2 separate regions of the Homo sapiens genome follow, and region 2 is linked to region 1. The links are chromatin loops, found by intact Hi-C in ENCODE. Cell type or tissue: endothelial cell of umbilical vein. All regions are shown on one strand. Links, peaks and the distances in the headings refer to the core of each region. The heading gives the core; the rest is flanking DNA.

Region 1 (10,412 bases), core at 883-8,882:
CACCCATTCTCCTGCCTCCCTCCTGCTCTAGTGTCTGGACAGCACATCCCCCTCTGCCATGTTCTCGTTTGTCTCCTGCCTGTGGTCCTCAGCTCCTCCAGGGCAGGACGTTTGTCAGGACGTTTGCTGCTGCCCCAGTTTCTGGGCTGGTGCCAGACTAGAATTAGGGGCTGGGAGGAGGAATGGAGGGGGCTGGCTGGCTCTCCTCTCTGCACCCAGCCCGTTGGAGGAGGGAAAGAGACTGGAGCCCTAAACAGACAGGGCTGGCTCCCTACAACTTGCTACTGGGTTGGCCAGGAACGGATGCTGCTATAGTCACCAAGCATTGGCTGAGGTGAAGTGCGAGGAAGCTCAGCATGGGCCTATGGGAACTTGAGCCATATAAATTTCTGTGTGAGCCCAAGAAATTATTTGCCATCTCTGAATGTCTTTAAAATGAGGACATTGGATCTCTGGCTCCTTGTAGTTCTGACACTGGAGTTCTGATGGAATTCTTTGATCAGGTGTAATTGAACAAATGCAGTTAAGGTGTCCCGGAGTGCTTTCTTTCATGGATCCCATCTCTCCAGCTACCTTTGCCACATTAAGCTGCTTATATTTCCTCCCTCCTCTCCACGCCCAATACACATGCTTTTGTAAAGACAGAGTTTTCTAATGCCTGGGGTCTTAGATCTATACGGCAGGAGAAGGGCTAAATAGAAAGTGTGATTTGGGTGTGCTATTTGAGCTGGAGCTAAATTTGAGTAAAAGCTTTGTCTGTGAGTTTACAAACATACAATTAAGGCTCTCACAGTTATCTAAATCCATTTTCTTGCCTTATAATTTTATGGTTAGAAGCATTACAGTTGTTTTTAGATTTTCATTATAACTGCAGTAGCCACAGACGGAACCAAATAGTGTTTGTTTATTTGTGTGACAAATTATGCCCCTCAGCTAACTATACTGTGTAATTTGCATTGGGTGTGTGTTTTGTGAAAGAAGTATACATTGGTCTGAGGGTCTTTTCTTCTCTTTCCTCTATCTTCTTCCCAAAGCAGTGCTGATAATAGAAAATTGGAAAATAAAAGGCACATTTGTGTACTACACACACGCTTGACTTCAGATTCCACTCCCCACCATTGTAGCTGGGTAAACTTGGGAAAGTCAGCTTATTTCCTCAATTTTTTTTTCACACAGTGAACTTTGTTCTTTTAAAATACCTTATTTACAGATCATCAGTAGGGGAAGAGTAATTTAAAGTATTAGGAACTTCAGGCCAGGAGCAGTGGCTCATCCCAGCACATTGGGAGGCCGAGGGGGGTGGATCACCTGAGGTCAGGAGTTTGAGACCAGCCTGGCAAAACCCCATCTCTACTAAAAATACAAAAAAATTAGCCGGGCGTGGTGGCGCATGCCTGTGGTCCCAGCTACTAGGGATGCTTAGGCAAGAGAATTGCTTGAACCCGGGCAGTGGGCGTTGCACTCCAGCCTGGGTGACAGAGCGAGACTCCATCTCAATTAAAAAACAAACAAACAAACAAACAAATAAATAAATAAAGTATTAGGAACTTCAGTGTCACTTGAAGGTTGATTAGAAATGAAAATCATTTCTGATGACTTAGGTACTTCCCAGCTATGAAAACTCCTGTAGTTAGTCAACTCTGCCTCTCTGCTTTTTCTTTAATTTGTTATTTTTTTTATTGTGGAAGAATACATATAACATAAAATTGGCCCTCCTAACCATTTTTAAGTGTAGAATCCAGTGGTATTAAACACATTCATCAAGTTGTGCATCCATTACCTCCATCCATCTTCAGGACACTTTTCATCGTGTAAAACAGAAACTCCACACTCATGAAATAGTAACTCCCCATTTGTCCCTGCTTCAAGCCCCTAGCGACCGCCATTCTCCTTTCTGCCTCTCTGATTTTAACTCTTCTAGGTACCAGGTATAAATGGAAGCATACTGGATTTGCTTTCTGTGACTGGTTCTTTTCATTTAGGTTCATCTATGCTATAAGCTGTGTCAGAATTTCCTTCCTTTTAAGACTGGTTAATACAATATTCCATTGTGGTATATCTACACTGCATTTTGCTTATCTATTCATCTGTCAGTGCACGCTTGGATTGCTTCCATGTTTCGGCTATTGCGAAGAATGCTGCCATGAACGTGGGTGTACAGATATCTCTTTGAGGCCCTGCTTTCTATTCTTTTGGGGATATACCCAGAAGTAGCACTTCCATATCATATGGCAACTCAATTTTTAACCGTATGAGAAACCACCGTACTGTTTTCCACAATGGTTGTACCATTTCTTTTTTGTTTGTTTTTAACTTTTATTTTAGGTTTTGGGGTACATTGAAAGGTTTGTTACATAGGTAAACTCATATAATGAGGGTCTGATATACAGATTATTTCATCACCGAAGAATTAAGCCCAGTACCCAATAGTTATCTTTCCTGCTCCTCTCCCTCCTCCCACCCTCCACCTTCAAGGAGGGTCATTGGACATTGCACTCCAGCCCTGGAAACAGAGCGAGACTCTGTCTCAGTTTAAAATAAATAAATAAACAATGTATTAGGAACTTCAGTGTCACTTGAAGGTTGATTAGAAATGAAAATAATCTCCGATGACTTAGGTACTTCCTAGCGATGAAAACTTCCGTAATTAGTCAACTAATTGACTAATTACAGGGTCTGTTGTTTCCTTCTTTGCATTCATAAGTTCTCATCATTTTGCTCCCACTGATTTGCATTTGAGTTCAAACAAGATAATTTCTGAACTCCTATTGCAAATTGCTAAATGCTGTCTAAATATCTACTAGAGATGATTAGAATGATGGTTAATAAGTGCTATATTTCACATCAGGTTAAAATTTCTTCCAAGATATCTTTCTTTTATCTGCATGTATAGAATTTAGATCTTAGCATGAATGGGGATGAATTTATATCCATCTGTCATCTGAGATACTCTATGTGAACAAGGACCACTGTTGATCTGGCTGACCATATAAAATATCAGATAACAAAACCTTGAAAACTCATATTGGGAGTGTATGCTTTTGTCTAGTGCTTCTGGTCCTTTTAAGCAGCCAACAAATTTGCATTGAGACCTTGCTGACTGTGGGTATCGGTGATTTTTGTCCATTGACGATTTTATCTTTAGTTGCTACTTCTTTGGTTTCAAAGAACTACATGTGACAAAAAGTGGCAATGTCTTAGGAAGTGGTTAAGCTGAGTTTATAAAAAAGGAATTGAAAATATGTAAACATTTAAGCAATTTGAATTGATTAGGAACTTGGATGGGGGTAGTGCTTCAGTTTAATATAACTCAAGAGTTCTAGATAAATCATAATTCTTTAGATGAAGGCTAGTTTGTTCTGGATTCCTGCTGAGATAAAATGATCATAAATTTACAAGTAAAGAATAATGTAAATACCTTAATGTCAAAGTATTGCTTTACAGTTCATACAATACTTCTCAGTAAGTTGTATCCTGAGAGATCTTGTTTCTGCTACATACCAGCTGATGACCTTAGCAATGACCATCAGGCTGTGGACCTTAATTTCCCCCACCCCGGTAGGGTAAGAGGCGTGGTCTGGGCTCATCCTTCCAGCAAAGCTCTGTCTAGCTAAAAAAATCTACAACCCTGGTAACTTCCACTTTTATTCTCTCTGCTTTGTAGATTAGAAATCAGAGGAGGTGTGAGTCTCTCATGATTGGATAGACTGATTTAATTACAATTCTTAGAAAAATATTAATGCCTTTCTTCCTCCATTCCCTGTGTTTTGGGCTCCTGCTGTGAGTCGGGCCTTCTCTAGTGCTGAAGACACGGAGTGAAGAAGGTGGCCTCTGCCCTGGCCTTCTCCTGGGCTCTGGGGTGAGCCGCTGTCCTGGATTGCTCTGGACCGAGGGGCTTCCTGCCCAAACTGGGAGAGCCCCGGGCAAACTGGGATAAGTAGGTCACTCTAAGTGGGAGATACTGAGCATAAATGAGTATTTTTTTTTTAAAGTGAACAGTTTCAGACAATGACCAGTGTTCTGTGGGAAACCCTCAGGATAATGCAGTGCTGAGCATTTTGGGGTGGGGGTGGTGTTGGTGAGCTAACAAGGCCTCTGAGGAGACCACGGATACGCTCCAGGGAAGAGGGATAAGGTGGATGGAGACCTGGTGAGAAATAGAATGTTTGAGAAATAGATCAGTGACCAGGATGAACCCTGTGAGCAAAATCGTATGTTCTGGAGGGAGGGAGAGGTAAGGGCGTTGTGGGTCTTAGTAAGGACCCCATACAATAACAATAGCTACTGTTACCTTCTGGCACTTCACTTACTTCATTACAACCAATTCATAATCACCCATTTTACAGATAAGAATACTGAGACATAGAGGCTTTAATGAATCGTATCTAACGTCATGCAGCTTGCAGATGGTGAAACCGAGACTTCAACCCTGATGTTTTGGTGCAGAACCCACAGTTGTCCTTAACTGCACTCACCTGAGGGGAAGCCCCTTGGCCACCGCAAAGCTGTCCCTATCCCTCCAAACTCTTCATCCCCACCGCACTCACAATCACTCAGGAATAAAGACCAGCTTTGTCATTTGCAGTCGCAGTTTTCACCAAGCCAGTAACGGCACTGGGGGAGGCCTCTGCTGCTTTTGTGGCTTGGTTCCAGTGCTGAATGGGGGTAGTTATAGGATGGCTTAGAAATAGTCACTCTGCGTGTAATCAGGTCACTTCACTGCAAAAACATTTTTGTTTCCGCTTCCTTCCTTTTCTGGATCTTATCCAGGGAACAGTGTCTCTGACCTTCTAAGCCACAAAGGCCAGAGATAATGGGGCACAGCAGGTTGATGTCGTGAAAGGAGGGGAGAGTCCGTGGTCAGGATGAGTGTGTGGGCACACACACACACACACACGCGTGGGGAGACAGTCACTACCCAGGGTGTACGTCATAACGTATGCTTAGAAAAATACTGCTAAGAAATACACAGAAACTTTCCTAGTGTCGAATTCTCTTTTGTGTGTCTGAGATCTCCCTTCGGGCTCAGAGTAGAGTGGAGGAGACGGGCATTCACTCTGGGCAAGTACAAAGAAAAGCACGTGAAATTCCTCCCCTTCTTGTCCTCATCCTCATCCTTGCAGCTCACATCCAGCGCCGGCCTGGGCTTCTGTGGTCTGTGTTGACTCTGATTGCCTTGCCAGATGTATCGGCAGTGTTGAGACTGGATTGGTTTACAATTTCTTTCAAATCTGCTTAAGAATGAGAGAGACCTTTTTCTATAGGGGAAACATAATGTGTTCTACTTGATTAGGGCTGGAGGTAAAAAATAAAAGCTATATGGAAAATTCAAAGGATTTAGGTTTTTATTCTAAATTTTAAAACTTACCCATAAGAGATTCGATGGAAAATAATGAGCCCTAAAAAAATATTTTCCAGAATCAATCATGATTTTTTCATGCACATAATGTTGGTTTAAGGCTTGGGAATCAAGAGAAAAATGCAGAAGGAATGTCATATGTTTTGCTTTACAACTTTCTCTCCTATTGTTTGCGTTTCACACTTTCACACTCAAATCTCTCTTCCATTATTCTTTGACTTTTATAAATCTACTGAACATAAATTCTGTTTAATTATAGCATGGTTCACGTGTACTAGAGAGTTATGTTAATAATGAAAATGCTGTTGATTAGTAATCAAAGACAGATTTCGTAAACAGAGAAAAGGAGGCGAGGAAAGGTTTGGGGTTCAGGAAGGAAAGCCTAACTTCCTTCCTCACCATTCTCCCACAGCTGCAAGGTTTTCCAGGTTACTGTGGCCAGGTCGCAGCCCTGTCTATGCAGTGATGTGGGTGTTGTGCTCTCTCTTTTTTCTGGTAACAATTTTCCCTCCCTCCGTGGCCCCTGTGGACACTGATGTTTGTGTCTCAGTTGGCCCTGGGGTGTGGTGGTGCTGCTGTGAGGAGCACTGGTCACAGCTGGCCTGCATCCTCAGCAGGTCCCCAGGGGGACTTTAGGCAAACCACTTAACCTCTCTGAGCCTCAGTGTTCTTACAAAAAGAAGATGCAGTAACAGCCCCAAAGGGTGGTTAGAATTATTTTAAATATCTCATGTAAAATGCCCAGTGTACATCAGGTGTCCTGCCATCAGAGGGACTCAATGATTTTGATTATTATTATAATTTTAAATCTTGACTGTTGATACGAAGTGAGAAACAAATGAAGTCAAGGCCCCAGGGCACTGCGTTTGAGGCTGTCGGGGCTTGATGTGGTTCCAGGTGTGGCAGGAGTGCTGGGGATGAGCGGGTACCAGGCTCCAGCCTGCCCTCCCCTTGCCCCATCTTGGCACTGTGACGGCTGGCAGCTGGGTTCCCAATCAGGCACTGAGAGGCCATGTGTTCCTTTGTCATAGGGCATGTCCACCTCTGGTGTGTGTTTAGCCCCAGGCAAATCTTGAACTAAGTCTCAGTGTCCCGGGAAAAAGAGCACTGGACTCAGAAGTAGAAGAAATGGGGCCGAGTGTGGTGGCTCACGCCTGCAATCCCAGCACTTTGGTAGGCCGAGGCAGGTGGATCACCTGAGGTAGGAGTTCGAGACCAGCCTGACAAACATGGTGAAATCCTGTCTCTACGAAAAATACTAAAATTAGCCCGGCGTGGTGGCACATGCCTGTAGTCCCAGCTACTCGGGCCCCTGAGGCAGGAGAATCGCTTGAACACGGGAGGTGGAGGTTAGAGTGAGCCGAGATAGCACCACTGCACTCCAGCCTGGGTGACAGAGTAAGACTCTGTCTCACAACAAAACAAAACAAAACAAAAGATATAGAAGAAATGGGCCCTAGTCCCATTCACAAGTCACCTTGGGTGAGCCGTTTCAGAGCATGGGTTCCTCTGATAGAAAGTTTACATTTTCATATACGTCTTGTGGTTTCTGAAGGGAAGTTAAATGAGAGAATATGTATGTGAAAATACTTTGCCTACTCAAATAATAATATCAGTGATCATAGAGGTTTTTGTTTTTTTTTCTCCCCAGGGCTCAGTATTCCCCTACTATCTGCTTACTGCCTTTCCAGATCCTCCCTTAAAATGCTTTGCTCAAACCTGTTACATCTTCAAGTTTTTTCAGCTTTCTTGTCGCAGGCTCCATTCCTAATTCATGCACATAATCTGCCATGTGCAGACACAGGCACATACTCATTCAACTTGTCCCATAATCTTTAGGGTCTTGCTCCCTGTTACTTAGCCTGAAGAGTAGCCTGACAATATTTTCAGAGCTACTGATGGGTTGATGTAACCCAAGATTGCCTGTGGTAGAGAATACTGCAGACTAGGGTTTGGCCAATTTTTTTTCAGTCAGGGGCCAGGTGGCTAGGACAGAGTTTTGGAGCAGATGAGGGTTTTGACGCCCCCTCTCTTCCGCCCTTCCATGACTGAGTGTCTCAACCTGGAGGTGCGGGTGGGGCTGTGTAGAGGCTCCCTGAGGAACGCAGGAGGTTGTTGAGCTGTTGATTGGCCTGAGGTGGCTTGAAGGATGGAAATTTACAAGTCGGCCAAGAGCCTTCTCTCTGCCAAGGACTGATTCAGAGTTCAGGGATTAAGCCTCTGGCATGGGGATTAAATTGGGATCTCACATGCACAGATCCCACGGGCACCAGATGCTGGGCTGGGTCTGGCACACGCACTGTTGGCTCTGAGAAGCTCCTCAACCCCTTGTGGGCATCAAAGTAAAGAAAGAAGTGAGTGGTCCCCCTTTTCTGCATTTAGCCTTGATCTGAGATGAGAACATTCATTGGAAACAACCAAGGAGCATGAAGGAATTTCTTCCCGAGGCCAAGAGTGATGAAACGGCTGAGTGTTAAATTTTCAGTAGGGATACAGAGAAACATGGGCACAAAACTCAGTTTCATCCCCACGGCTCTGTTCCACTGGCTCTATCACGCTGCTTCTTGTGGGCCTGGAAAATGTTCCCCACTTTCCGAAGAGCTGTGTCTTTGCTCAACATCCACATCCCAGCAAACGGGATCCATTTCAAAAGAGGCTTTTGATTACTCATTGTCATTTTTGAACCTCTTGTTGCTGTCAGTCATCAGTAAACAGTGCTCTTAGGAAAGCCCTAAGTAGGAGAGGTTGAAGACGATGCTGTGGGCTGGCACAGCTTTTTGTTTTGCACATGCGGAAATTGAGACTGGGAGTGGAATGTGAGCAGTTCAGAGTTAAACAACTAATTCGAAGTGAGTTGAGAACTGGAGTCCAGTCCTCTGGGCTTCTGTTCCAGTGTTCATGAGACAGAACAAAACTGCTGCTCTGTAATGATAAGGGTCATGGGGTTACAGGCACCAGTGGTTGATGTGAAACTGTATCACAGAAAGAAAAAGAATTTATTTTTGCTTTTTGACCTTGAGAGGTAAAGAAGTTTTCCCCACCTCTTGTAGATCTAACCTCATCAAATCATACAAAAATCAATTTTTGTTTACTTGCATGGAGATTATCTTTTCGTACTCATGTATCAGTCAGCATAGGCTGAGTTACATTGTGGTAACAAATGACCCCCAAAGCTTAGTGATTTTCAAACACAAAGTTGGATTTTTCACTCCTGCTATATGTGTGTTGGAAGTTGCTGAGTTTCTGCTGCTTATCTCTTTACTCTAGGACTGAGGTGGACAGAACTCTCTCAATTTCAGGGTTGGGAAATTGTGAGCTGTGGCAGAATCTGGCCTGCTATTGTCTTTGTTAATCAGGTTTTATTGAAAGATAGACATGGTTATTTGTTTATGTACCGTTTTCACACCACCACAACAGGATTAAGTTGTCATAATAGAGGCAGTATGGCCCACAATGAAGATAATCTTTACTTTCTGACCTTTTACAGAGCAAATTGGCTGATCCCTGGTGTATCTGAAACATGGTGATCTGTGGCAGAAGGAAACGAGACAGAGCAAACTGTAGGCTGGTTCTCAAAACTTCTGCCCAGAAGTGACACATGGTCATTTCTACTCCCATTTCTTGCACTAAAGCAAGACATGTGACATGTGGCCCCTCTTGATGCCAACAAAAAAGGGGCAGGAAATCAGCTGATTCCAACATAATTTGTATTTTATTTGTATCTGTGTCTGTATTCTTGGTTGCAAACAACAGAAGTGTACTGTGTTTAATTTAAAGAGAAGGAATATTAATGTAAAGGTTATCAGGGAATCATGCACTTGAGAGGAAGGCTGAAGAAGGGGCCTCTGTGGGGTGCAAGGACACAGAGCCACAGTCCCACTGGAGGGACGGCCTCCGTAAGCTTGCCCTCTGGCATTGCCAGCAGTGGCCCTTCTCCACAGCACTGCTTGTATCTCTGAGGCCACTGTGAGTAACTTTAATTGAACTTTAGCCTGGATGTTACTCCTTCAAGATTCAAAGTGCTGGGTGGGTACTGTTTGTCGACCACCTTTAAAGCATGTGGCCATGTCCTAGCTGCTGGGAGGGTTGGGGAGATGAATAGCAAGACTTTTTCATCTTGGTAGGAGGAAGGGGCCCTGCTTTCCCTAGAGACTTATGAGTGGAGGAATCTCATCAACATAAGAGGCCACGCTAAGAAGCCTGGGAAGCCTAGGAAGCCCTGTCGTTGTTCACGCGAATGGTCAATTGCTTGCAGTTGGAAGCTGAGTGGGAAGTCTGGCAAACGTCGGTATTGCTTGTGCTTCAACTTCTTAAGTGACATTTTCCTACAGGACGCCTTCAGCAGGGAGCCTGGAAGGATCAGAAGAAGATGGGAGAACTTCCTTCCTGCTGGTCACTTAGGAGCCAGAATGACCTTTGTTACCTGGACTTTTCCTTTTCTCCTCCTCATCATTGTTCCATCCCCACTAAGACCTTCATTATTTTGGAAATATTAAGTTAGAAATCTAGTCATGGCCAGCATGAGAGAGGGACAGGGATGCATACAGGAATCAAACTGAATACATTTTGTGTTTTCATTCCCCGTAGGTACTTCTGCTGGTGTCAATCATTGGGACTGGATTATGTCTAAGCATCTTCAACCTCACAGGGGTAATTTGAAAAGTTGAGGAGGGGTTTGCTTTTGAAGAGATAAGCTCATATAATGCAGAATCCAGCCTTTATGGGGATCAGGGGGTCACTCCAACCATGGCCTTCACAAACGGCCTTCAACTGTACCCCTTGGGTTCATATCCAAGTGAAATTATTAGTCTAAATGATTGAAAGATAATAATATCTATTATACAATTAAAAACCTGTATCCCCTCCCAGATCATACACCTACAAATTCATGTTTTAAACTAATCTTCCATGTGGTGAGTGACACAATTATATTGCGTCATGCTTTTTTGCATTAAAAATATTAACTTGTGGCTGGGCATGGTGGCTCATGCTTGTAATCCTAGTACTTTGGGAGGCCCAGGTGGGTGGATCACAAGGCCAGGAGTTTGAGACC
Region 2 (10,412 bases), core at 794-8,793, 120 kb after region 1:
TGCATACATAAAACATGTATTACCTCCTAGTGCGTCTGCTTCTGATTGAACTATGACTGACATAGATGAGAGGGTTTATCAGGAAAAATTTGAGACATGTCAAAAACAATGACAAATCACCTGCTTTTTAAAATAATCATTGCTGTAATAATATTACAACTAATCATATCTCCATGCCGTCTCTTCACCATCCCACAGGACAGTGTCAGAGAGGCTGGGTTCGAGGCTGGCTCTATCACTTTCTAGCTATGTTTGTTGGGCAAACTCCAAACCTCAGTTTCCTCATCTGTAAAATGTAAGAAACAATTGTGTCTACCTCATGGGTTCATGGAGGATTAAGAGATAATACACTTGGAGGATTAAGAGATAATACACTTGAATTTCTTAGTATGTGCCTAACATGTAATTAATGTTTAAACCAAGTTAGCTAATATTAACTGTATAAAATACATAACTACTTGTAGATAGCACATTTGTCCCCATAATAATTTATATTCCATCCATGTACATTTACACTCATAATTCAGAAACTGCATTTGTGTTATTGAAGTGCAGAGATTACAGTGCACTTCAGAGGTCATGAGTATAAGTATTTTTACACTGTTCCGAATCATTTATGGGTTAAAAAGTTTATAATAAAATATCTCAAAAATTAATAAAAGTATAAGATTAAAATTATGTAGTCTGCTTGCTTGTGTTGATGGCATTAAACCCAGAATGAGATAACCCCTTCATTCCTTTGGCTCTTTCAGAAATCATCCTTCAGCCTTAGAGTTTTAAACTCTTCCTTCTTTAAAAACTGAATCAGACTGGGCGCAGTGGCTCATCCCTGTAATCCCAGCACTTTGAGAGGCCAAGATGGGTGGATCACTTGCGGTCAGAAGTTCAAGATCAGCCTGGCCAATATGGTGAAACCCTGTCTGTACTAAAAAATATAAAACAATTAGCCGGGGATGGTAGCGCACGCCTGTAATCCCAGCTACTCTGGAGGCTGGGGCAGAAGGGTAGCTTGAACCCAGGAGGCGGAGGCTGCAGTGAGCTGAGATCATGCTACCGCACTCCAGCCTGGGTGACAGAGGGAGACTCCATCTCAAACAAACAAACAACAACAACAACAACAACAACAAAACCAAACCTGAATCTATCTATACATTTAAAACGGCTTTGTAAATTCCAAATCATTTGTCCTTTTCACTTTATCTTTTTAGAGTAATTTCAGAAGGTAGACATAGCCATGGCATTTAGAACCAGTTTTAATATTGATCTGTCTAGAAGCCTTCCAAGATCCCACTAAAATCTTTACAAAATGAGGAAATGAAGACAGTTTTTAGAAGTCCCATTGGTTCTTAGGGACAGGGCTTGCAGGAATGTGCAAGACAGAGGGTGAGAGAATGACTTGGGATGATGTGACTTTTCTATTCATTTTGCCTTTTGGAACATTCAATTTTTCTGAGCTCTCTTTGTTTATGAATTGAAAATGCTTTTGTTTATTAAGTTAATTAAATTATTTTAAGAACATAAACAATGCGAGATAAGGGACTCAAACATTGTGAGCCTCTCTGTCTCTCTCTGTGCTAACAAACGGTCGGTGTCATAATAAAACAAGTATATTTCTAAATAAGGCAAAAACGCCCGGGTCCTGTCTGATGAAGCAAGAAGCCAGACAGAGCTTCCTACTGTTTCTCCTGCCCCTGACGCACACTGGGACCCTCAGAAACTCAGCGTTATATGACAGAGACAAAAGGTTAGTTCCCAGACAACAATGGACAATGCCTTGATATTTGTTTATCACCCCTCAGCGACTGGGGAAGGCTCTAGATTGTGAGAACTCAAAGCAGGGCTTTCCCATATCTGCCTTAGACTGTAACAATCTGGATATATACATATTCTTACCCCACTACCCTATACACATCTTGAGAGCAAACCACAGTCTGTATTCCCACTTGTCATGTAGGAGGCATTACAAATCAATTATATTCTACAGAATAGAGAAACAATTTGCGTTTTTTAGCAAATTAAACTTTAGTTCAAATATAATGTTATACACTTCAAATATTGAGATTAAGCAAACTAAAGCCTCACCCACTCCTTTTTCAGCACCCTTAAATGAGTTCCTAGGAGGCTCCAGAACCTTGTCTTAAAGATAAACGATGAGATGAAAATGCTTGCATTTCTAAATGCTGTTTCCTGAGGAACTCAATGTAATATTTTTAAGGTTCAAGAAGATGGAGTGTATATCTTGAGTCATAGACAGAACACGTTCATTGTCAGTGCTGGGCTCAGCATGTGACTGACGGGTGCTGATCCTGGCTCTTACAGTCCCCAGATTCTGAGAGCCACCTGGCACAAGGGGCATCCTCCTATGCTGCAGATGGCCAAGGGCAAAGGTCAGAGGGCCTGATGCGCTCTTGACTCTTTCTTGCTTCTATCTTGCCTCTAACTCCTGCCTTCCTATGCATGGGCTTCCTTCCATTACCTGAATCACCACAGCGCCTATGAATTCCCAGTAAGCAATTTGTTTAAAATGTAGACCCACTCAACTTCCAGGAGCTCGTGGAAGATGGGTGGGTATACATTTTTAGGAATGAGAAGGGAACTAGTATTTCAGTTCCTATCCTGAAGCATGCATCATCCTCAAATTGAAAAGAAAGTGGATAAAATTAGAACATGTTCACTGCCTTTGAGGAACTCATGGTCTCATGGAAAGACAGCATGTCCTATCTTGTACTGTGGATTTGTCTTGAGAGCAGATGTGATGTCTCTTCCAGAACTGTTGGGGGCAAGAGTAGGGTTCTCCCAATGCCTAGGATCATTGATCATTGTGATCATGATGCACAAAACAGTCTAGCCTGTTCTTCTTAAGTTTCAAGTAAATTTCAAAGATCCAAGGAAACCCATGTGTCATGACCTCCAAAATAAAATTTGGAGACGAAGAATGATGGCTTTCTGCTCTTAGAGGAGGAACAGATGACAGGAAGCAATGTCACTGGAAGTGGGGTTTCCTCTTTTGTGAAATCCACATATTGCCATTTGTTTCCTGTTGTCCTCGGTGTTTTGTCAGTAGCTTGTGGAGGAGAATGAGCAGAGGTGTGCTTTATTGTGTCTGAGCCACAACGCTGACTTTATGATGATACAGCTGTGTTCTTGCTGTTCACCTTTCATTATTACTTCCATGGAGTTCACTGCTGGCTACTATACATCACAACACTGACAACTGATGTAACCTCTGACAAGTTTAGCTGTAGCCAGTGGGACCTGTGTTCTAGATGGTTTGATTTGTGCCTACAGCTTCTTGTTTGGATGATAGATTATACAAACACCCAGGTCATAGCCAATACGCAGTTATACAGCTCACTTTTTTCGTGTGATTTTGGTTGGGTGATTTTGTTAACGAGTATTTACAGTTTTTCACACCTAAACTCACAGTATGAAGCTACTCCATGTTTATTGCTTTGCATGGTACTGCAAAACTGCATTTATTGTGCTTTCATCAGAAACGCTTCTTTGAGACATAAACATTGCCTGTTTTTCACTCCGTTTTTAAAAAACAAATTAAGCAGGCACTCATTTATGAAGGTACTTCAGGTAAAAGAGAGGAAAGGTTCCCAAAAGGGATGTGTGGGGGCCACTTGAGGGCTGTCTTTCATGTCAATCTCAGCCATTCCTCAGGAATTTCTATTTTCTTTTTGACACTGCCCAAGTGGCAATCCCACCCTGTCCCCTGTCCCTGACCTTGGACACGGGGAGCAGCACTGTCCCACGGAGGGGGAGACAGAAGAAGGGAAGATGGTGAGCCCAGCCACTCCTCAGCCCAATTGGGTTTCCTCAGCAACATCTTACCCCAGACTGTCCTCTCTCTTCGCTCCTCTGCTCCAGACAGGATGGTTTCCATGTGCTGCTTCTCTGCGATCTTTCTTTCCTCTTATGTCTTTCATTATGAAACCAAAGTGCTAGAGGGATTGGGGACTATGGGGGACCGACAAAATCCCATGTTCATGAAGAAGGAAGAGAATGCTCGTGGGAGGGGGGCTGAGGCCTGCAGACATGGGGATGGAAAGTTGCCGCCTTAGTCATCTGAGGCTGCTCTAACAGGATACCATACACTGGGTGGCTAATAAGCAACAGATGTTTGTTCCCACAGTTCTGGGGGCTGGGAAGCTCAAGAGCAAGGCACCAGCAGATTCAGCATCTGGTGAGGGTCTGTTTCCTGGTTTGTATAGAAGGTGCCTTTTCCCTGTGTCCTCATATGGTGGGAAGGGCAAGGCAGCTCTCTGGGGCCTTTTTTATAAGGGCACTGATCCCACTCATGAGGACTTTCATGCCCTGATCATTTCCCAAAGGCCCCACCTCCTAATAATACCATCACATTCAGACGGCAGCAGCCTCCTCTTCATTCTGAAAACCTCCCTCAATAACAATCTTTGTTTCAAAAGGATTTCAAGGCAGAGATTTTGATACCCACTGGGGCTTTTATCCTGTTTTTCAGAGGTTTGAGAGGGTTGACAACAGCTGTGGTTGGAATAAGAGGAGTTAATGGTAATGGAAAGGAAGTTGACACCTGAGGAGGACAGTTGGGGTCACAGGATAAAGTGCCTACAAGGTTTCTATCACTGGGAAAGCTGACTGGCTAACCCTGGCTGCTTGGAACGCCGTGTCTATGCCATTCCACCTTCCTCGCAACTTGGCAGGTCTTCATCCAGACTCCATCCCTGCATTACCTTTCCTGGTCTCCATTAAGATGCAGCCTTCCCGAGGACAAGGGAACTGCTGGGCGACTTAGACAGTGAGGCCCTTTGCTGCTCATCACAACCAGCGTCTCTGGAACCCCAGAAAGGCAGCCTGGGATCAGGCGGAGGCAGACATTACTTATGGATGAAGGGGTAGAGAGCGAGTCAAGGGGTAGAGAGAGGGTCTAGGTGTAAAACGGGCACCAAACCACCACACAGGACTACCCCAGTCAGGATAAAAGGTGAGGCTATTTAAGCATCAGAACGTGCTCCCTCGACCCCAGAGCCTGCCCAGAATGTTGGGGGCTGCCACCTGCTTGCCTGCGAGGCCTCCATGCTCTCGGGCGCTCATGTTCCCATCTGCTTGCTGCAGCACTAATGAAGAAACTCGACTGCCAGGCATGCTTGGAGGAATAACTCATGAAACAGATTGTAAAGCCGGGGCCCATGACTTGCTCTTTTGGGACTTGGCACTTACGTCTCTTTTTCCATTTGCACCGACTGAGCAGGAGGCCAGGCCTCCCCGCCCGGGCCTTGCGAGCGAGGCCCCTTTCCTCTGTCCGCCAGTTCTCCCACTCGGCCCCCACACCCCCAGGAGGAGATGCAGGGGAGCTCTGCTGACGCCGAGGCCGCGCCTGCTCCACATTCCAAGCGGGACACGGCCTGAGTCCCGTGGGCCCTGCCCGGAGGCCCCTGGGTGTGAATCTGTTTCTCCCCTCTCGCTGGCTGCCGCGCCGCCTTCAGGCTTTTTTTTTTCTCGCTCTCTCTCGCCGTTCCCCGGGCAGGCAGCGTCTGCTTTTCAGCGCGCGGACATTTCCGGCTGGCGGGGGACAGAAGGGACCGCGGCCAGCCAGTTCCCGTTCCCGTTCCCGCCTGGCTGCAGGCGCAGCTGCGATGACTTCATGACTCTGCAATGGCCGCGGGGCCGGGAAACAGGGCCGGGATTGTATTAACGGGATGGAAAGTAGCAAGTTTGAAAGAGACCCGTGGCAGACTCCACCTCCTGCCTTACTACCTTTTTTTCAAAAATTGCTCTTATCTCCAGCAAAAACTCCCTGAGTGCCTTTTCCCTCTCCTGGCAGCACTGGAAGGAGGGCCGCCTTGGAAAACGTGTCCTCCTCAGACCTGAGTCCCCCGGGCCCTCCTCAGCCAGGATCAATGTAGAGGGAATGCCAAATACTCAACCGCCTTTAGGTGGGGTTTTAGGTTTGAGGGGAAATAATGAAATTTTGCATTTGAATCTGAAAATGAGTCTGGCAGCCTGAGTGGTTGGGTGAAGAAATGGCCCTGTTTCTCCTATTAGCTTGTCCTCCCACCTCGGGGAGAGTCTGACCCGGTGAGGTGGCCACAAGACCCTAAGAGCCCTGCTCCACCGAGTTCCAGAACGCGGAGAACTGAGACCCAGGCACCACGTGACTTGATTGTCAAGCTGCCTGACATTTCAGTGTGGTGGCAATGGACCTGGTGTGCCTGGGTGGGAGGAACATGTGGACATGGATTGTCAGATATGACTATGTACGTGGTGGCATTGCTTGTGATGGTGAAAAATTGGATTGTTTATCAACAGGGAATCAAACAGGGAATAAGTAAAGTGTGTGTGTGCTGTATTTATATGATGGAATTGTATACAGCAGTTAAAATAAATAAAAGTGATCTAGTTGAACTAGCCTGGGATAAGGCTCAAAAAAAAAATGAGCAATTTGCAGAATGAAACTGCAGTATGAAACCATTTATGTAAGAAAAGAATGAGGGCGAGGGAGAGAGAAAGAAGAAAAGAAAAACAAGAAAAACCCTCATGAAGAAATACCGCTCTCTGTGCTGCACTATAGGCTACTATAGACCATATATAAAAGGACTGCAAGGCTAAATCCCCAAACCCCAAACTATCCAAGGGGAGGGTTCAGAGGGATAGAAATTGGAGAATGTGGTCAAAAGGCACTTTTGAGTAAATGTCCTAATATTTCAGAAGAGAATGAATTCACTTATTTCTTATGTAATTAAAAATTCATTACAAAATAGGGGAAAATGAAGTGTTAGTGGTTTACAAACTTCATCCATCCAGATTGAGCAGATGTGGAGCTTTGCCATTGACTTATTTGTGAGTAATTAGTGGTTTCGGTTTTTTTTTCTTTTGCTGAGATGCAGCAAATTGATATGATTAAAAGGGTGAGACAAGGTATGTGTGAGTGTGCGTGTTCATAAATCAACAGGTGACTGTGTTAAGTAACCCTCAAGAGAGTCCTTTTTCAAGTAGTTAGTCTGTCATACGTGGCCTTGCTGAGCCGCAGGGTCATCATCCCGTCAGGCCAAACACGGGGCTGCAGCATTTATTGCTCTAATTGTGCTGTTTAGAAACAGGTGACACACAAAGGCTAGGGAGCCCTGATCTGTTTTTGGAGACCTGCCGTCTCCCTTTGTACCTTCCACTTGGAAAATCTTGCAGGTAGACATCAATTAGCAATGCAAACACCATGTTGGAAATTCACTTTATTTGGGGGCTTGTTGGGGGGGGGTGGTCAGGTAAGTGAATAATTTAGCTAAGAATTCTGCAAACCCAAAGGTAGTGATTACTATAGACAGAGATTTTAAAATATGGATGAAGCTTGTGTGTGTGTGTGTGTGTGTGTAGAATTAACAATACAAAATTTTAAAATTATTTTAAAAACATTCTTTTATTAAAGGAGAATATTTAAAATTAGAAAATAAATTATAAACTTATTAGGAAATAGCTTGCTTATGTTTTAGAATCAGTATGAATATTACTAGTTGTTTTCAAAAATAATATTTTCCCTAACTATAATAGTTATATTCTCATTGTAGAAAACTCAGTAAAGAAAAGTGTAAACAACACAATTAAAAGCAAACAAAAATGAAGCAGTAGCTAACTCCTGATGGTTGAATTATGGATGTTTTCTTTTAGACTTTTCTATTATAAATATAACAAAATCTCCATCCTACTGGTGATATTACTTTGTAGCCTGTTTTTATCATACTGTTAATATGTGAGAGGCCCCCAATCCAGAAGTTTTCCTGTACCTCCTTCCAGCCAGTTTCCTACCCACCCCAGGCATTGGTGGCCACTGGTCTGATTTTTATCACTATCGTGTTGCCTTTTTCGGAATGTGATATGAATGGCATCATACAGTATGTAGCCTTTTGTGACAAGCTTCTTTCATTTATCATAATGCTTTTAGAGTCTTCTATGTTGTTTCAAATATCAGAAGTTCTGTCTTTTGTGCTGAATAGAACCCCATTGTATGGGCATATTACAATTTGTTTATCTATCATTTGCGGGGATTTGCTGAACATTTAGATCTAGTCTGTGGGTCAAAGTCTGTCACCTGTTTTGGAATACTCTTGGATATTATTTCTTCAAATAATGCTCTGCCCCATTTCAGCCTCTCCTCTCCTTCTGGGACTCAAGTTGCAGCTGTGCTAGGGAGCATTTGATTGGGTTCCTTATATCTCTTATGCTCTATTTTGTTCTTTTCCTTTTTTTCTCTTGGTGCATCAGTTGGATCTTTTCTGTAGATTTCAACTACACTGTATTTTTTCTTTCAGATCCTTGAATATTTCTGATGCTATTGCTATGAGGCTGGTGCAAATAGAATCTGAAATTTTACTTCCATCCCTTTTTTGCCTGGTTAATTCTTAGTCATCATCTAGATTTTGCTTCCCCAGGAATGCCTTCTCTGACCTCCAAGATGAAGCCGGATGACAGCCCCTCAAAGTACTAAGCCTCTTTCCTCTTGAACACTAACCAAAGTTGCAGAATTTGTCTGCCTTCCTCTCTAGACCATAAGCTTTACAGGGCAGAGATTGGTCTGCTTTTTGTTTATTGTTGTTTCCCCATCTGTAGCCTGGTTCCTGAAACATAGTAAGATCCTAATATTTTTGAAATGTTCCCCCTTCAGGTAGTTGGGGGTTGGCTTCCTGAGATTCTTTAGGTAACCTCATCATAGCTCGGGGTATCTCATCTATGCCTTTGCACCAAGCATCCCACGCTTGGTGATGGTCTTTACAGAAATGTCTACTGCATGTGGCCTTAGTTGACTTCAGAGATGGAAGATCAAACCAATGCAAGAAGGGCATGATCAGAGATATTTCTGCCATAGCATGGTTAGAATACCAAGCTGAAAACAGAACATAAGCTTGAACATAGCTGTAGTGGATAACCCTCAGACTCATGGGGAACTGTTGGCTCTTTTGGCTGAACTCTTGGTTATAAACTTCTAATTTTGCGGTTGACCTAGAAATTCTCATTTCTGGAAAATGACTGAGCCAATTCTCTGTTCTCCTAGTTTGCAAAGAGCTTCTGTTGTTTCCGACTAACATTAACTTGCCACACTGGCTTACTTTCACTCTTATTCTCTAGGGGAACAAGGTTTCTTTCTTTCCTTCTTTCTTTCTTTCTTTCTTTCTTTCTTTCTTTCTTTCTTTCTTTCTTTCTTTCTTCCTTTCTTTCTTTTCTTCCTTCCTTCCTTCCTTCCTTCCTTCCTTTCTTCCTTTCTTTCCTTTTCTTTTCCTTCCTTCTTTCTTTCGTTCTCTTTCTCCCTTCCTTCCTTTTTCCTTTTCCTTTCCTCTTTCTTTCTATATGTTCTTCCCTGAGGAAGACAAAAATTTGTAACTTCCTTTCCCTGAGGAAGACAAAAATATATAAGTCCATACAGTATAATTAGAATTTCAACCAAAGGAGCCTCATTAATAAACTTCAGAGGACATAAATTTTTCACTGGGTAAGTAGATGAGTTCAGTGTCCTATATAATATATCAAAATGCCCAGGAAATTTTTCTGGAACATATGTATATAGAAATCTATGAATCTATAGATAATAGCAGTAGTAAGAAGAAGATATAAATGAGAATATAGGTACTATCTCATTTAATCCTCATACGTATCAGAACATAAGGCATTGTTACTAATTTATAGAGATGTGAATTTAAGTACAAGGATTGTAAGTTGCAGGGGTCAACTAATGGTGAAACTGGGAAAGATGCTCAGTGCAAAACCCATGCATAAGACTAAGATGAGAGGAAAAACATGAAGGATATAGATAGTGCTTCTTTAATTTACATTCGCTCTTGTTTTTAGGGAAATTGTACTTTCAGCAAATTTAACTAGCTAATGCATAGTTCTGATCTAATGCATAGTCTCCACTACCTGAAACCTTCCAGTAGCTCTTTATTGTCTAACCAAAGCCAGGCAAGTTTGCCTGTCATGAGCTTTCCCAGAGACTTTTCATCATTTTCTACATGCCCTGGCACAATGAGAATTTCAAAAGGGGTTAGTTTATCAAACTTATTTTCCTACGGACTGTCTTTTATCCTGGAGCATCTTTCAGTTTCCCAGTGATCTTGGGAAATGCAACATAGAAAATAAAATTTAAATATCTAAGTCTGTTCTTCATTTCTTAGTTTATACCTTTCTGGCCATCTCAAAGTTTTGCAAGGGCCAGACCGGGAATGTAAATGAAAGAAGCCAGGAGAAATGAAATGATGGGTGATAATTACCTTCCATAGTAAGAGGAGGGGAGTGGTCTACTAGGAAGTATTTGCTTATTAAAAGGAGAAAACCACTGAATGTCATGTGAAATATAGCCTCAGAATTGCCAGGCAGTTTGATACTCTAAGTGAATTTGGGAACTTGAATTTTGATCTATACTATCATTATTTTTAAAGGATGGC

Evidence for each region. A loop is a pair of places that touch in the nucleus more often than their neighbours do. Peaks named below come from ENCODE experiments on the same cell type or tissue, not always from the same donor. Only the 100,000 strongest peaks of a DNase experiment are listed, where the experiment ranks them.
Region 2: it touches region 1 in a loop (7-fold over the local background); 3 of 110 quality-filtered maps call a loop at or near these places.

Annotation. Positions count from the first base shown.
Region 1 is chr9:87,265,027-87,275,438 of GRCh38, reverse strand. It overlaps LOC105376126 (a long non-coding RNA gene), which reads left to right. Exons shown (of 15, transcript XR_007061642.1): 8 at 9,947-10,009. Among named protein-coding and RNA genes, the nearest start is that of LINC02872, 120 kb to the right of the region's middle. In endothelial cell of umbilical vein, for the core only: no CTCF peak of the experiment used is centred there; a DNase peak (open chromatin) is centred at 4,878.
Region 2 is chr9:87,143,692-87,154,103 of GRCh38, reverse strand. LINC02872 (long intergenic non-protein coding RNA 2872) reads right to left here and starts at 5,460. Exons shown (of 2, transcript NR_161226.1): 1 at 5,206-5,460. RefSeq lists enhancers at 4,841-5,348, 5,349-5,857. In endothelial cell of umbilical vein, for the core only: no CTCF peak of the experiment used is centred there; a DNase peak (open chromatin) is centred at 5,563; H3K4me3 peaks cover 578 bases.